Linked DNA regions of Mus musculus: region 2 is linked to region 1. Evidence: chromatin contacts called from ENCODE Hi-C or POLR2A ChIA-PET data. All regions are on one chromosome and are shown on one strand. Each heading gives the region's core, a stretch centred on a gene start or an enhancer-like site at or near the end of the contact. The rest is flanking DNA. Distances are from core to core; before and after follow the strand shown.

Region 1 (7,362 bases), core at 2,549-5,048:
CCTGTAACAGACACCAATCACTTGATCTAAAGAGAGGTAACTTCAGGGTTGTATATAAAATGAAGTCTGGGCTTACAGACTTAGGCAGCCATCAAGTGAGTGTCAAAGGTGCTTCATGGACAACAGAGATGACCACGGCAAACCGGCTGCAGGCCGCTCACACTCAGCTGACATCTTCTGTGTTGACTCGCAAGTTCTTCCCACTCCACCCACTTGAAAGGACTTGTGCAAAGTGTAAAATAACTCATAAAGCAAGAGAAGAAAATACCTATTTGTCTCAGTCTTAAACTCAAGGTTCACAGGAAGCGGGCTGAGATGAAATGTCCTCAGTGGGTGATGAGTCAGAACTTACTATGTAAGATAAGGGTTGTCCTATTTCTAAGCTGGCAGTAAATTAAAGATATTCCTCTGACATTTCTCAAGTCAGAAAATCCCCGAGGTTTTCACCTCTTCTGTCACAGCAGTCTGGAAAGGGCCAGGCTTACTGGGCTGGGAGTTTCTCTGGAAAAGAAATGGCAAGTGACACACAGCTTTCAGTCTGGGTGATGCAGGGCTCCGGTTACTATGCGCAAATGAGTCACATTGGTGGTTAATTCTAAGGGGAAAGTCATCAAAGCAGCAGCATGGAGAAAGTACCATTCAGTGGCTGTGCTTCACTCTCTCTCTCTCCTTCCTTGTTCAAGGACAGCTGAATAGTTGAGAAACAAAGACATCCGACTTCCTTTATAAAAGTCAGATTCCCCTTCACTCTCTCATCTTTCGGCTAAAACACTTGGTGCAAAAGTTGACTTTAGCAAGAGGGCAATCAGGCTAATGATACTAACCCAGCACTTCATGAAGATTATGTTAGGTATTGTAATTGAGTTTATGCATAATAACAAGGAAGTTTTATTATCATAAGGAACCAACTGTATCTCAAATAACCTGTATCTCTGAGATACTCTGGATAATAGTGAAAACCCACCTGACTTTGGGGCAAGGTTTAGTATCAAACTATAACAATCATAATTAGTAAAGATGTTAGCTGTAGCTCTTACACAGTGTCAAATTTAGACGATTAGCAACATATAAAAGCAGAAATCATGATTAAAATAAATGATTAGAACTGGGATGTAGCTCGGAGGGCAGAGTGTTCCCCTGGCATGTAAGAAGTTCTGGGTTCAATGTCCAGCGCCCCTAAGTCAGGTATGGAAGCACGCGCTATGCCCTAGCACTTTACATGAAGGGGCAGGAGGACCAGGAGTTGAAAGCCATCCTTAAACTCTGAGTTTGAGTTCAGCCAGAACTACCTGAGACTATCTCAAAAAAAAAAAAACCAAAACAAATCATAAATCAAAAGTTCTGAAGGTCAGAAAACATGCTGGGATGTATTCATAATAGCTACATGAGCAATAACAGTATCTATAAATATACACCGAGACAATCTTGTGAAACAAAGAAACAGGAATGTGAAGAGGAGACTCAATGTCACTACGAATGGCCACTAAACATGGGCACTGTTTAAATAAGAAGAGAGGCTGTCAAAGTATGTAACTGTGAAGGAAGGAAGGAAGATAAGACAGAAGAGTGGGCTTGGAGCACATCTCAGTGGTCTGCCATTGGCATGACAGGCACAGAACCCCGGGCTTGAGCCTCAGCATACACACCCACAAACACACTCCAGGGTTAAACTGGAAGAATTACCATCTCTCCCCGCCACCCCCAGTCTCCATCTCCCTGTTCTGGCTAAGTCCCTGGAGCACGAGGAATTAATTGTGACTTGTGAACTCCTCACTGGAGAGAACAAGAGGCTCACTTGGCACTCCTTCCTGGGAGGACAGGCACATTTTTTTTTTCACATCCCTCTAGGGAGCCTCTTGGTGACCTTATGTACCAATTGAGAATACAGTGAGCATATCAAGAGGCTGGTGCCAAACTGCCATCAGGGTCCCTCGGATTTCCACACTAATCGTCCCCTGTGCTATAAAAAGATGTGATGGGAGAATGAGGTCCCAGCCAGCTCTCTCATCAACTGTTGGCCACAAAGTCTGCACTGGGCGGTTCGGAGTTCACAAATGCTCACCCCTTAAGAGGAGGAGTATGGAGGGACGGTCTTGAGGGATTCATTCTAGGTGCAGTTGGAAGAGAAGGGCAGAATGGGCTGGGGACATAGCTACAGTGACAGATTACTCATGTGGCATAAGAGCCTGGGCTCAGTCCCCAGTCCTGGAGGGGGCAGGGACCAGCACAGTGAAAGAAATGGGGACAAGTCAGACTCCATCTACAAAGAGCTACAAAATCTAGAAGAGATAAAGGCTATCCCATGCTAACTGACTTGGTAACCTCATGAGAAGTTAAGTGTTTGTACTCCACTAAAATGGCGCCACTCACTCTGTAGTCTCTATTCACATCGCTGAGCTGCCAATAATTATCAGGGAGGCCCATTCGCTTGTATTCTTCACTAAGGTCAACCAGCAACCAGCCCTGCTCCCGTTCTTCCTTATCCAGCTTGGGGTTGAAGGAAAAGCAGTATAGCTCCTCGTACTTCACTGCAAGAGAAAGAGAGGACAGCCAAGTCAAGCCAGGTCAAAGCCAGAACCCATTTGCCCCAAAACCATTCTGTCCCAGCTGGAGTTCACCATCAGCCTCCCACCCCAGCATGGGGACAAGGGCACCCGGCAATGACAAGAAGGTCTGGAGGCATCTGCATGCAACTCGGAGGAAGCCTCCTTCCCCATGGAAAACACAGTGTCTCCTTGTTGGCAGTTTCTAAAATACATAAAGTATGGAGCATAAAAATAATTAAGAATGTAGGGATTCATCAGACATCTATCGTGTCTGGATTTGGAATGGGTTCTAAGAGATGCTTACAATATTAAGAAAGCAGAAACAAAATAGCTACAAAAGGTATGGATTTTTTCACATGTTTCCATTAAAAAGTCTATTTTTAACAACTACATATAATTGTATTGCTCTTAAGTTATTTATAGGCGTAATTAATAAAACCAGTTTATAATGCACAGCAGCAGCCTGTGCCTGGAGCCGGAACTGAGGGATGGACCAGGAAAGCCTTCCTTCAGCAGCATTGCCAGCCTCACGGTTTCCCTTTTCCCAGTAAAACCTAGCACTTGGCTCTTTTTGCTCTGGCCTTGCCTTATAAGGGAAGTATACAATTCAGCACACTGCCCGACAGAAATATCATGTCGCCCACACCATCATTACAAAACTTCCTGTTTCCACATTAAAAATTAAAAGGAAACTGAAATTAATTTAGTAGTATTTTAATCCACTATAGCTAATATGGTTACTTTAACGTGTATATAGTACAAAATATAGTACAGAATACACATTTTGTTCTGGCTTTTGGGACTCCACATGTAGTTGTATTACTACAGCTCAGGGACAGTTCTGTGGCCAGTGGCTACTGTATTGAAAGTGCAAGTCTTAACTCTTGAGGAGGAGGAAGAGGAGGAAGAAGAAGAGGAAGAGGCCTTGTTTTTATTCTAGATTTTGTTCTAACAGACCAATCCACCCTAGCAGGACACCAATGCTAATCCTCGCTTCAAAGATGGGAAAAGTACAGCAAAGGAGGCTGGGGAGCGGCGCTCACTCAGGGTCACAGAGCTGGGTCACACTCAGCATCATGGTGCCCCACGCACCCACACAGCAGCGCTCAGTTCTTCCCTATTTCCCCTCCTCCACCTAAACTTCCTGTCTCCCTCCTTCCACCATGTGCCTCCGTTTTCCCAGGTCCTCAGTGCTCAGCTTGCTGACAGCCCTCTGTGCAGACAATTTAAGGCTCCTGCAGGCCCTACACAGGATCTGGCCACCAACAAGGAGCCAAGGAAAACTCAGCTGCAAGCTTGTTTTGACTGCTGTTAAGATGACTCACCCACACGAAAGAAGAAAGGCACCGTCATGTTCTGAAGAAAGATAGGGGCGTTTTTAAGGACCCAATTGTTTTCGCCTGACCCATAAGAGGCCCAACTAGACAGACCTCACTCCACTTGAGTGTTCTTGATGTCACTTTTAAACTTTAAAACAGAACAGGCTGTGGATCAGATGAGAAAGGTGCACACTCACTCACAGACGAGACCTGTCCTATGAGCTACTGGGGAACAGCAGAGATGACTGCGGTCCAGTTCTGGGAACAGCTGTTCAACTCTGACCCATCTTTTCCATTACTGAGAACCATTTTTATGACACAGACTTCTGCTGCCATAATGCAGTTAGCAGATGCAATTTGTCAGAGATGCCAAATGGATCTCTTGAGACAACTTCAGCTCCCTGGTGGTAATAATGGAAGTTAAGCTCCCTTTGTTAAACGTTTACAAATGGGTTGAAGGTAGGAAGAGAAAAACTTGGCATGACTGACAGCTCTCTGTATGTGTGCTGATGCTGAACATCAAAACTGCACAAGACCAAGAGCTGTGAGCGGGGCCATCACCCTGGAGCTGGAAGACATTAGCCTAGGTTCACACGGAAATTATAAAATGTTTTCTTTTCTGTGGGGCATTTTTACAGAAAGGGATGCTTAAACAAACTCTCAGGCCCAATTTAAAATTCCATGAGGGCAAGAAAGCCTCCACATCGTTGTTGACCAAACCTGCATCTTGCTAACGTACTGTGCGTAAGTCTCCTATTCAGAAGAACTGCCCACGCTGTACATCGGGGATTACGTAATGTGCGTACCCCAGCACAGATGTAAATTTCACAGACTGGTTCCCATTTCATAACTATGCTTCCTACTCCACTGCTTATCATAAAATCAGACAAAAATTTTAATAGTCACCAGGGAAGGAAGATTTTTTTTTTTAAAAATTGGACTAAAAATGCCTAGGGCTATTGTTTACAGATATAGTCTTTAATTTTTATAATGACAAATTATAGGTATTTACTTATGAGGATCAGTGTGGTGTTGAGATTATTATTATTTCTGTGTGTGTATGTGTGTGTAGTATATGTGTGTATGTGAGTGTATGTATATATGTGTGTATGAGTGTGTGTGTGTTATGTGTGCATGTACGTGTAGTGTATGTGAGTGTGTGTATATATGTATGAGTGTGAGCGTGTATGTGAGTGTATGTTAGTGTATGTATATATGTGTATGCATGAGTGTGTGTGTTATGTGTGCATGTGCGTGTGTGTGAGTAGTATATTCGAGTGTGTGTATATATGTGTGAGCGTGTGTGTGAGTGTATGTGTGCATGTGTGTAGTGTGTGTAGTGTGTGTGTGTGTGTGTATGTGTGCATGTGCATGAGTGTACGTGTGTTGTGTGGGTCCTGGCACAGGCACGGTGGTCTGACAACAACCCTCAGGAGGATCAGGGGAACCAAACTCAGGTGTTCAATCTTGCATAGCAAGCAGTTTGAACCACTGAGTCACCCTGCAAGTCCCGTCAGGATTTTTAATACAAAATGGAAGGATTAAATCAAGGTAATTTACTTGGACATAATAAACAGCTTTGTGATGAGATGTATGAAGTCGTAACAGTGCTGAAATGTATGATACTCATTAATAGCTAGGCTTGTCATGCTATGTAATCAAAAAAAGAAAAAAACAAAAACAAAGAGAATCTGTCTTATTCTTCCTACCTGGGGCTTTGGACTCTTGGATAAGACCTTTCTACTCCCTCCACTTCCCTTGCATGGCCACCGTCCTTTTACCCACGTCTATGGGCCCACCAGTTTTAAACTCCAAACCTACGCAGATATGCCCTATGGTCTTCCTTTAGCTTACTTGATTTCACACACAGTTCTCTATTTGCATCCACACTTTCACAAATGAGAGAATGTTTGCCTTCTTCAGAGCTCAAGATTATCCATCCTGTCCTGCGGGAATCAGAATGTGGAGCGCCTCACAGAGGCTCATGTGTTTAAGTGCTCAGTCACTTGTTGGTGCTGTTGAGGAGACAGAATCTATGGGACGTGGAGCTTTGCTGGAGGACGCACATTACTGGGGAGGGCTTTGGGAGTTTTATAGTTTTACCCCACTACTAATTTGTTCTCCCCGCTTTTTGGGTGTGGTTGAAGATGTGAGCTCTCAGTTTCCAGTGTGAGCTGTCTTCTGGATTCCAACCCTCTGCAACCCCAAACCCAAACAAACACTTCTTTCTATAAGCTGTCTTTGCTGATATTTTAATCAGAGCAATAGAAAAGTAACGGACACATGTGGACACTGAACGTTTTGTTTACCCATTCATCAGCTGATGAGCACACAGGCTAATAACCGTGCCACTGTGGATGCTGCTACACTGAACATGGAAGGAGACACCTCTTCAACATAATGATTTCAAATCTGTCAGGTGAATCTGATGGTAGCTCTATGTTTAGTTTTTAGGAGTGTTCACAATGTTTTCGATATTGGCGACAAGCATTTATAGTCCCACAGTATACAAGACTTCTCTTTTCTGTATCTCCTTTCTGATCTCAGAGTTTCCTTTCTTTTACACACTTGCCACTCTAATAGATGTCAGGTGGTATCTCAATGTGGTTTTTTTTTATTATTTATTTTTTTAAAGATTCATTTATTTTTATATGCTTTGGTGTTTTTTTTATTACGTATTTCCCTCAATTACATTTCCAATGCTATCCCAAAAGTCCCCCATACCCTCCCCCCCACTTCCCTACCCACCCATTCCCATTTTTTTGGCCCTGGCGTTCCCCTGTACTGGGGCATATAAAGTTTGTGTGTCCAAAGGGCCTATCTTTCCAGTGATGGCCAACTAGGCCATCTTTTGATTTATCTCCCTAGTGATTAGTGATGCTGAGTTCTCACTTGCTTCCCACTCAGATCTTCCATTTAGAAGTGTCCAGTTAGGTCCTGTTGGTCTTTTGGGTTCTTCTTTTTTCCAACCCTTTATGCTCCCCTCCCTGTTTCATCCCCTATCATTAGATAGGAAAGAAAGAAAGAGAGGGAGGGACGGGAGAGAGAAGGAAGGGAGATAAAAGGAGAAAGGGAAGGGAGGAGGAGAGGGGAGGGAGAGACGGGAGAAAGGGGAGCAAGGGAGGCGGGAGGGAGGGAGATCCGAATCTAATTTCTTCTTTGAGCTTGACTACTAACAAACTTCACACAATCACAGAAACTAGCCACAGCTGGCAAAAGCATGCCTCTGCTAGAGCAGGAGGCAAATCATAGTCAATTGCTGGGAAGCAGCCCCATATTCCCACACCTGAGATTAAAATGCAAACATAGTTGTTTTTTAAAGAAACAAAAATTCCAGAATTTTCACTCCAGGTCCCTTATAATTCTAACCTGGATTATGACGTTTTTCACACAGAGTTTAAGTTCCTTATAGGATTTGGATATATTATCCCTTATCGGATGTGTGTCTCACAAGTACAGCCTCTTGATACATGTGCTCTCTCTCAGTCCGTGAACTA
Region 2 (7,362 bases), core at 1,243-3,742, 36 kb after region 1:
GACTGTTTTAAGTTTACTGTTTTGTGTTGGGCTGCATTTACAGCCACCCTTAGTCACACATGCCCATGGCTCTGGGCTGGACCTTCCTGAATGGCAAAAATTAGTTTAAGACTTAAAAACATAGGATAAAAGGAAGTTATTTTGCCTCAACGGATTTCATTTTCAGCCCAATCTTGCGGTTTTCAGATTCTTTGAGGTTGCAACTATTTATTCTAATGGATATTTGCAGAATTACGTGACAGCTGTCTCAAGTGCTCTTGAGCATCAACTCCTTTAGTGGTAACAGTCAACTATGCTAAGACTTTTCTCATTTTCCCATGGAAATACACACATGACACAGTGGGTAGAGAGATACACAGGGCCATGTAATGACTATCCCACTATCAATTCCTCTCTTTATATCCACTGTACCTTGTTCATGTCTGTCTCAGTTGTATAATCCCATGTCACAACTGGCACCCCCATCCAGACTATGAGTTCCTGCATGTGTGGTACTCCAAGCATCTCACAAACTGCACAGAACACGACCCTTAAATGCTTGTGGAATGAAACAGATAAACAAATCTCATCCGCCTAATATGTGTAACCTCAACGTTTTGTTGTTACTGTTTATTATTCTAATGCTAACGGCCATGTAATTCAAAGACACTTCAGTGACTTCTCTCTCCATCCCAACCACCCATTGTCTTCCCATTTCCAGACACACAAATGTCTACATGGCCTAGAGGGTATTGATGAAAACCAATTTTAAAAAAATACTTCCTGTTATTCAGGTTTAAATATATGGCTTTGCCGGGCAGTGGTGGCACACACCTTTAATGCCAGCACTTGGGAGGCAGAGGCAGGCGGATTTCTGAGTTCGAGGCCAGCCTGGTCTACAGAGTGAGTTCCAGGACAGCCAGGGCTATACAGAGAAACCCTGCCTCAAAACAAAACAAAAAAATATAGAGATATGGCTTTGTCTGAGGTGAAACAGAGTAAAGTCCAGAAAGTGATATCGCTCTCCCAAGTTGACACCAAATAAGACAATGCCATCCAGTGCCAGGATAAATACCCTCTCATCCCCGCTGCCGACATCCACATAAGACACCACCTGTACAAAGGGCCCCTTCATCATGAAAGAGGAATGCCCTTGGCAAAAGACAAAGAGAATCATGGGTTAAACTCATCACTCTTGAATAAATTATTTAGTACCACTTAAGACCTGAGAGCCCTGAGCCACGGATCTTGTGGTTTATGGCACTGTCTCCTAAGTTTACAACTTCCTGATTGTAAAGTAACAGTTTCATTCCATGGGGCAACGTCAACACAACTGAAACTCACCGCTGGAACTGACGGTCTCCAGCAGGCTAGAAGACTAATTCTTCCATGAACACAATATTAATGAGGCTTTTACTAAGAGGTATGGGCAACCATCTCTGAATGTAGGGATAAATTCTTGCTGGATAAGGAGCAAAGTAATTAAATATACGTTCCCATGAAATGATAATAGCCCTGGGATCACATGACTTCTGTGCACTCGGATATAATTTTAGTCCAAGTCTGTCTGGGACCTAGATTTTAAATATAAGATGATTCTGAAAAGACTGTGTGGTGGTAACTAAGAGAGAAACAACGGGATTTTTAAAAAGGTCTTCCTTCCCAGAGGTTTTTAAAATCAGACAAGAATCTCTATCATTATTTTAATTCTAAATTATATTGCAACAAAGAGTGGCAAGGTTTGGTACTATGGCTAAGGCTTCCAGTCTTAATTAACTGTATAATCTGGAAATAATCATTTCTGTTGAGCGGCAAACGCCGGTGTGTTTTAACACACACTCACGGGTGAAATCTATACGCAGCATCTTCTTCCCAAGGGGCCAAACAAACGGGAAAGAGAAGAATACGCCATCATTCAGTCATGGCAAATATGTATCCTAGGCTCAGCTGCAGGTCCCTAGCAGCTCCAAAATGGGAAAGGATGCTTCGGGTGAGTCCAATCCTTAGCTTCAACAAGCTTCCAAGTTCATTCAAACCATCTGTCTATAACGCACTTTCTTTGCACCTGCTATTCAAGAGCTTGCTTCCTTTTCAACTGCTCAGAGCTACCAGCACCTTCTTTAAATGAAAATATTTAAAGAAAAACCGTTTATCAGCACCCTGTTACTCAACAGACAAATGGGGTCCATTCCCTCCTGCCCACCCCTGCGTCCACTGCGCACCACCTCACCCCCAAGGACAAGAGATTAGCGCCAGCTAGGCCTGTGAGCTAGCAAGAGAAAGACCGGCCTCGCAGTGCTCTGGGAGATGCTAGGGCGCCGCCAGCTCCTCCCTCGTTCGCGGTCCAGCTCCCGGCCGGGCAGCCCCGTGCGCTTAGCATCCCTCCTCCTTCTCTGCCTCCTCCGCCCGGGCCACCAACCTTGGGCGTGCGGATGTGCTCCATGGCGGGCCCGCGTCTGCAGGGTCCCCGGCGGGCGCGGCCTCACGCACCTGCGCGCGCGCGTGCGGCGCAATGGGAAGGGCGGGGAGGGGGCTTCGGCGGCCGCGGGCGTGGGCGGGTCCCGGCCTTGGCTCCTCCTCCAGGTGCGCCGGTGGTGCTGGGCGCCTGCGCGGGCCTGAGATCGCGGCTCTGCGCCTGCTCGCACCTGCGGGTCTCACCCTTGGACTTTGCTCTCCTTTCCGCTCCCTCTCTCTGGTGGAGGCTCTCACTGCCCAAGTCACTAGGTATTTTTCCAGATGGGGATCTTCAAGCTGGCTGCGGTGGCGCTTGCCTGTAATCCCAGCCACTCAGGAGGCTGAGGCAGGAAGATCATTTGGGTCCAGCAGCTTGGAACAGTAAAAGAGACATAAAGATACCCCCCATATTTTCTTTTTTTAAAAAAAGAAAAATCAAAACCCAAAGAGAGTCAGGCAGCATAAAACGGTAATACTGTGGCACCACTGTTTCCTAAGGCACAAAGAGGGCCTTGTGTTGGGTGTGGTTTCTTGGAGAGATGCGAATGAATCTGTGAAGCTTTATACCCTCATTGGCTGCCTTCCAGAGCATCCGAAGATAGGTGGAACTTCAGAATGTGGTAGGGGGAAAAAATGACTGCACCCTGATGCAGTATGCATAGTCTACTGGGTTCTGGATGTATTCTGGCACAGGCTCAGTCAGCAGAGTCTTTGGGGTGAAAGTGAGAGTAATACCAATGTTGTTTGTGCCCTAGTACTAAGGTTGCTGTCAAGTCAGACATCTCACATAACCATGTGACTTCACTGATGGAATCTTGATAGAGATGTGAAAACCCCAGATCCTGTGTTAGGTACATATCGGCTGTCTTTTCCTAGCTGTAACTAAACGACAGCTAGAGACACAAAGTATCCACTATGAGGTCCCTTTAAGGCACCAAGGGAATCCAGAGACTAAAAACACCCTCTGCCATACTGAAGTTTCATAGAACAGTTCTTGGAGTAGTATTTGTTTCGTTGTTTTCCTGGCCCTTGTTTATGACATTGTTGTAAATTCTTTGACCTTACACATTGTTTTTGATTTTGTTTTTTTTTTTAATCTCCTGTTCAATACCGGCATATTGCAACCTTCAAAATATGTTTTCATTAATGTCGAATTCATTTTAAAATTGTCACATCCCCTTTGCACGTTTTGGACCATATTCATACTCCTACCACCCGAGAGGGTAGATTGGAACAAGCTATAAAACATCACTTGTAAATGACAAGAATAAGTCAAAGTGTAATTTTCCCTTTTGTAAAGAACATCAGGGGTAGTCAAAGAAAGTCCCGCTTTAGTCAGTAGTACTTTCTGGTCTCGATTCAAACCAGCTCCAGTATCCTTATTTATAGACTGAAAACATCATTTCCTGTCTATATGACCTCATCTCCAAATTAAATTTTATGATATAATGAGCTTACATCTGTTTGGAGGGAATATTCTGAATCAGACAGACATCCTGGAATAATGTGTTTTCAGTATTCTGTCTTCTGGTAGGCTGATAAATAGTGTACTGGATCAGCAATTTTTACACACAAATATTATAGTACAGATTTGAAAACATCTATACATAGGTAAAGAGAGATGTCTGAACAATTCAAGATTAGTCTAAAGTGTTGATGATTCAAAAATCATGGTACTTATTTAAAGACTCGTAAAATAAGCACTAGGTTAAATTAATCTATTATAAGCCAATTATTAGGATAAGTTAACAGAATATGATGGAAATATTATAATAAAAGAGAAACAAGTTTCTACTAACTGCAGTTTGGCTTAATCTAATAACTCCCTAAGGATTTTTTCTCAGCTTGTCCTTTAACCCCACAGTTACAGAAGTTATTCAGTGATAAGGTCTAGTCCTCAGTAACCCGGTGAAGTCTCTCGTACTCATAACACTACTATATATCCCCCAGGCTCTCTGTTTTCACTACTCAACAGCCGGTAGAGTGGAAGACACTGAAGGTTTTTGGTTTTGTTTTGTAGAAGGCATCTTAGAGTAGTAATGTGAGGGGAGAACATACATTATTAAAATGCCTTGTATCAATATGTCTATATTCATGGGATGTCTAAATTCATCCCGGTGATAAGGCTGAGCAATCACTTACCAAAGAGACGCTGTCAATATTTAAGCAATCCGTACTCAGAGTATCACAGCCGATGCCAAAAGATTGATGTAGATGAGACTACTACGTTATAAGTGTGATACAGCTAACACCAAGCAAGTGTGGGGAAACCAACTCGGATGCTCACAAAATATGGGGAAATGCCTAAGGAAACCCCCAAAGGGTGAGTTGTACCTTGAATTTTTTATGCTATTACCAAGGATCAGAAACTCACTTCTTAAAGTTTTATGTTGCTGGAGGCGTTCTCAAATAAAAGCTTGATATAAACTGGGAGCTTCCTCTAACAGCCTGTGAACTTCACTGGCCTAAAGGAATCTGGAAATGTGCCGCACATTTATAAGTCTTTCTGGAATAGTTTAGATCTCTTCCGAGACAAGTCAAATTTCTGATCAGGCAATGATGCCAAAAAGCGTTTCCATGGGGACCAGTGTGGCTAATGATTGCACATTTGATAAAACCCGAGTCAGCACTATTAGACCCTAATGGTCCGTGCAACATGTAGAACAGTCCAGCCTCTGATAGAAAATGTTATTAGGCACAAATATGAGAAAGTCAGAGATGCATCTGGGGTTTTGTCTTATAGGGAAAAAAATGGCATCCCCAACCTTACAGTTTAAATGAAGTATGAAATATCATGGCTTCTTTGACTTGTCCTATACCAAAGATGTAGAAGGTGGGGTGGGGGGGAAGCCCACTAAGTGGATTGTAGACAGCTCTGCCTTTTTTTTCCAGAAACCAGAAAAGAAACATTAGGGCAGCCAAAAAAGAGTTCTTAAGTCTCTGAGCAGGCAGGGGTTTTAAATAGTCTCCTTATTTTGTTCTCTCTCCAGGAAGATTCGGGGCTTGAGCCAAATCTGTGTCCTTGGGGCACTCATACTCCCTATTCATTTCACTCCCATCCCTTCAAGCACTACTTTAATACATGCCATTTCCATCTTGGTATATCCAGTTCTCAATTCTCTCCTTAAACATTACAGCTCCATTTACCTCCTAGGTGTAGCCCCTTGGATGTCCTTTGCAGGCTAGAGACATAGCTCAGGTGGTAAGGTTCTTGCCACATTAGCCTGAAGACCTGTGTTTGGATCCCCGGAGCTTCTACAAAATCTAAGTATGGTGGAAGAAATGCCTGTTATCCCAACCCTGAGAAAGCAGAGACAAGTGGGTGCCTAGGCTCAGTGATCAGCCATTCTGGTCAAATTAAACAAGCCACAGACCCAGTCTCATAAAACAAGGTAGACACCTCCTTGAGAAAACAAGGTAGACACCTCCTGAGATTGATCTCTGGTCTACACGCACACATACACACAAATGCACACAATCATACACATGCAATGATAATCCACTCATCACAAGCCAGGTATGCTTGAGAACTCGGACACCAAAAGGAGACAGGCTTTTATTCAAATAATGATTGTGACCTATATTAGCTCTGTAACCTTGACTAAGCTATTTACTCTCAGTTTCAGGTCTCTCCTATATAAGATGTGTATGATGATGGCACCATGGATTGAATATTTGTGCTACTTTGAAATGTATATGTCAGGATTTGAACCCTGAGGCAGTAGTATTAGAAGCTGGGAAACTAAGCAGGCAGATCCTTTACGAGTCACTAAGTCCTGTTATGAATAGGATCAAGCTCCATAAGGAAACCCCTCATCTTTCCCCATCAAGCAAGTTATGGTGGACAGACAGTTATTTATGAACCAGGAAGTGGGTCTTTACCAAGCACGAAGAAGCCAATATCTTTATTTTGAACTTCCCAGCCTCTAGACTGGTAAGAAACAGGTGTCTGTTCTTTATAGGCCACCCAGTTTATAGTATTTTTGAATACTGAAGCCAACACAGGCTAAGACAGATATTATAAAGTTCTCTTTGCCATGCTGAACAGATGGATATGTGTGTGGTATATTCATTATAGTGTTTTCTATTTTATGTATGCATGACGTTGATGGAAATGTGAAAGGTAATTAATATGAAAGTATAAATTAATTATACCTCCCTTAGGGTGATTATGTAAATTCCACAAGACCAAGCATATAATACATTTTTCAATAAAGGCCACTGTGGAGGGCTTGTTTTACTAAAAGCACTGGAGCTTTTCATAGTATGAATGACAGCAACCATGTCCTCTGCCTTCAAGATCTAATAGTATTAACTCTAGTTAGATTTATATCATGTATATTATATAATGTGTTTTCTTTTCAGTTTTATCTTATACATTAGTCCTATATTATATATTTGAATAGTAAATATTTCTCACATCTGCTGAACATGTGGTCTCAGAGAGTGGCACCATCTCAGGAGATGGTAGAAACTTCAGGATGTGGGGACCCAGCTGGAAGACGTGGCTCAGGGGAAAGCATTGCCTTTGAAGGTTAGAGCTGCCCCTCAGTCTCTTGCTATCATTCAACTTCATGTCGCCCCTGAGGTGAATGGTTCTTCTCCACACACTTCTGGCGTGATGTGCTACCCAAGTACGTGTGTGCAAAGTCCCAAAATCATGTTCCAAGATATCTCTCCCCTTTTGCTTGTTTATGGCATGTCTTGTGTCAAAGCATTGTGAAGACCCAGCTAATCCACTCACCTAGTATCAAATCACTTCCCGACTGCATTGTGGTTCTTGTTTATTTTAAAAGCCCAGTAGGCCTGGAGACATTCTTGGCTTTGTCTCTTACTGGCTCCACATCAAGACATTTCTTCACTGCCTCCTTTTTCTCCTTTTTTTCACTTTTGTTACTCAACTTCAGATCCTCATTGTTTCTTCCTGGC

The links. Hi-C counts contacts between places; a loop is a spot of excess contacts on that map. ChIA-PET counts read pairs that join two places held with the same protein, here RNA polymerase II (POLR2A).
Region 2: a map of left cerebral cortex shows a loop between it and region 1 (7-fold over the local background). The contact joins the promoter of Mtmr7 here to the enhancer-like site in region 1. A Hi-C loop is called at or near these places in 5 of 37 maps with a recorded cell type or tissue (heart and left cerebral cortex). POLR2A ChIA-PET finds 5 or more read pairs at or near these places in 1 of 5 experiments (embryonic stem cell).

Annotation. Positions count from the first base shown.
Region 1 is chr8:40,594,913-40,602,274 of GRCm38, forward strand. Mtmr7 (myotubularin related protein 7) reads right to left here. Exons shown (of 14, transcript NM_001040699.1): 4 at 2,371-2,528. Among named protein-coding and RNA genes, the nearest start is that of Mtmr7, 36 kb to the right of the region's middle. Within about 2 kb of position 3,799, at least 1 of the 3 ENCODE cell types and tissues checked has a DNase peak (open chromatin) inside an H3K27ac peak, as active enhancers do; it is heart, where a contact is called at or near this core.
Region 2 is chr8:40,632,300-40,639,661 of GRCm38, forward strand. Mtmr7 (myotubularin related protein 7) reads right to left here and starts at 2,493. Exons shown (of 14, transcript NM_001040699.1): 1 at 2,399-2,493. The coding sequence starts at 2,422.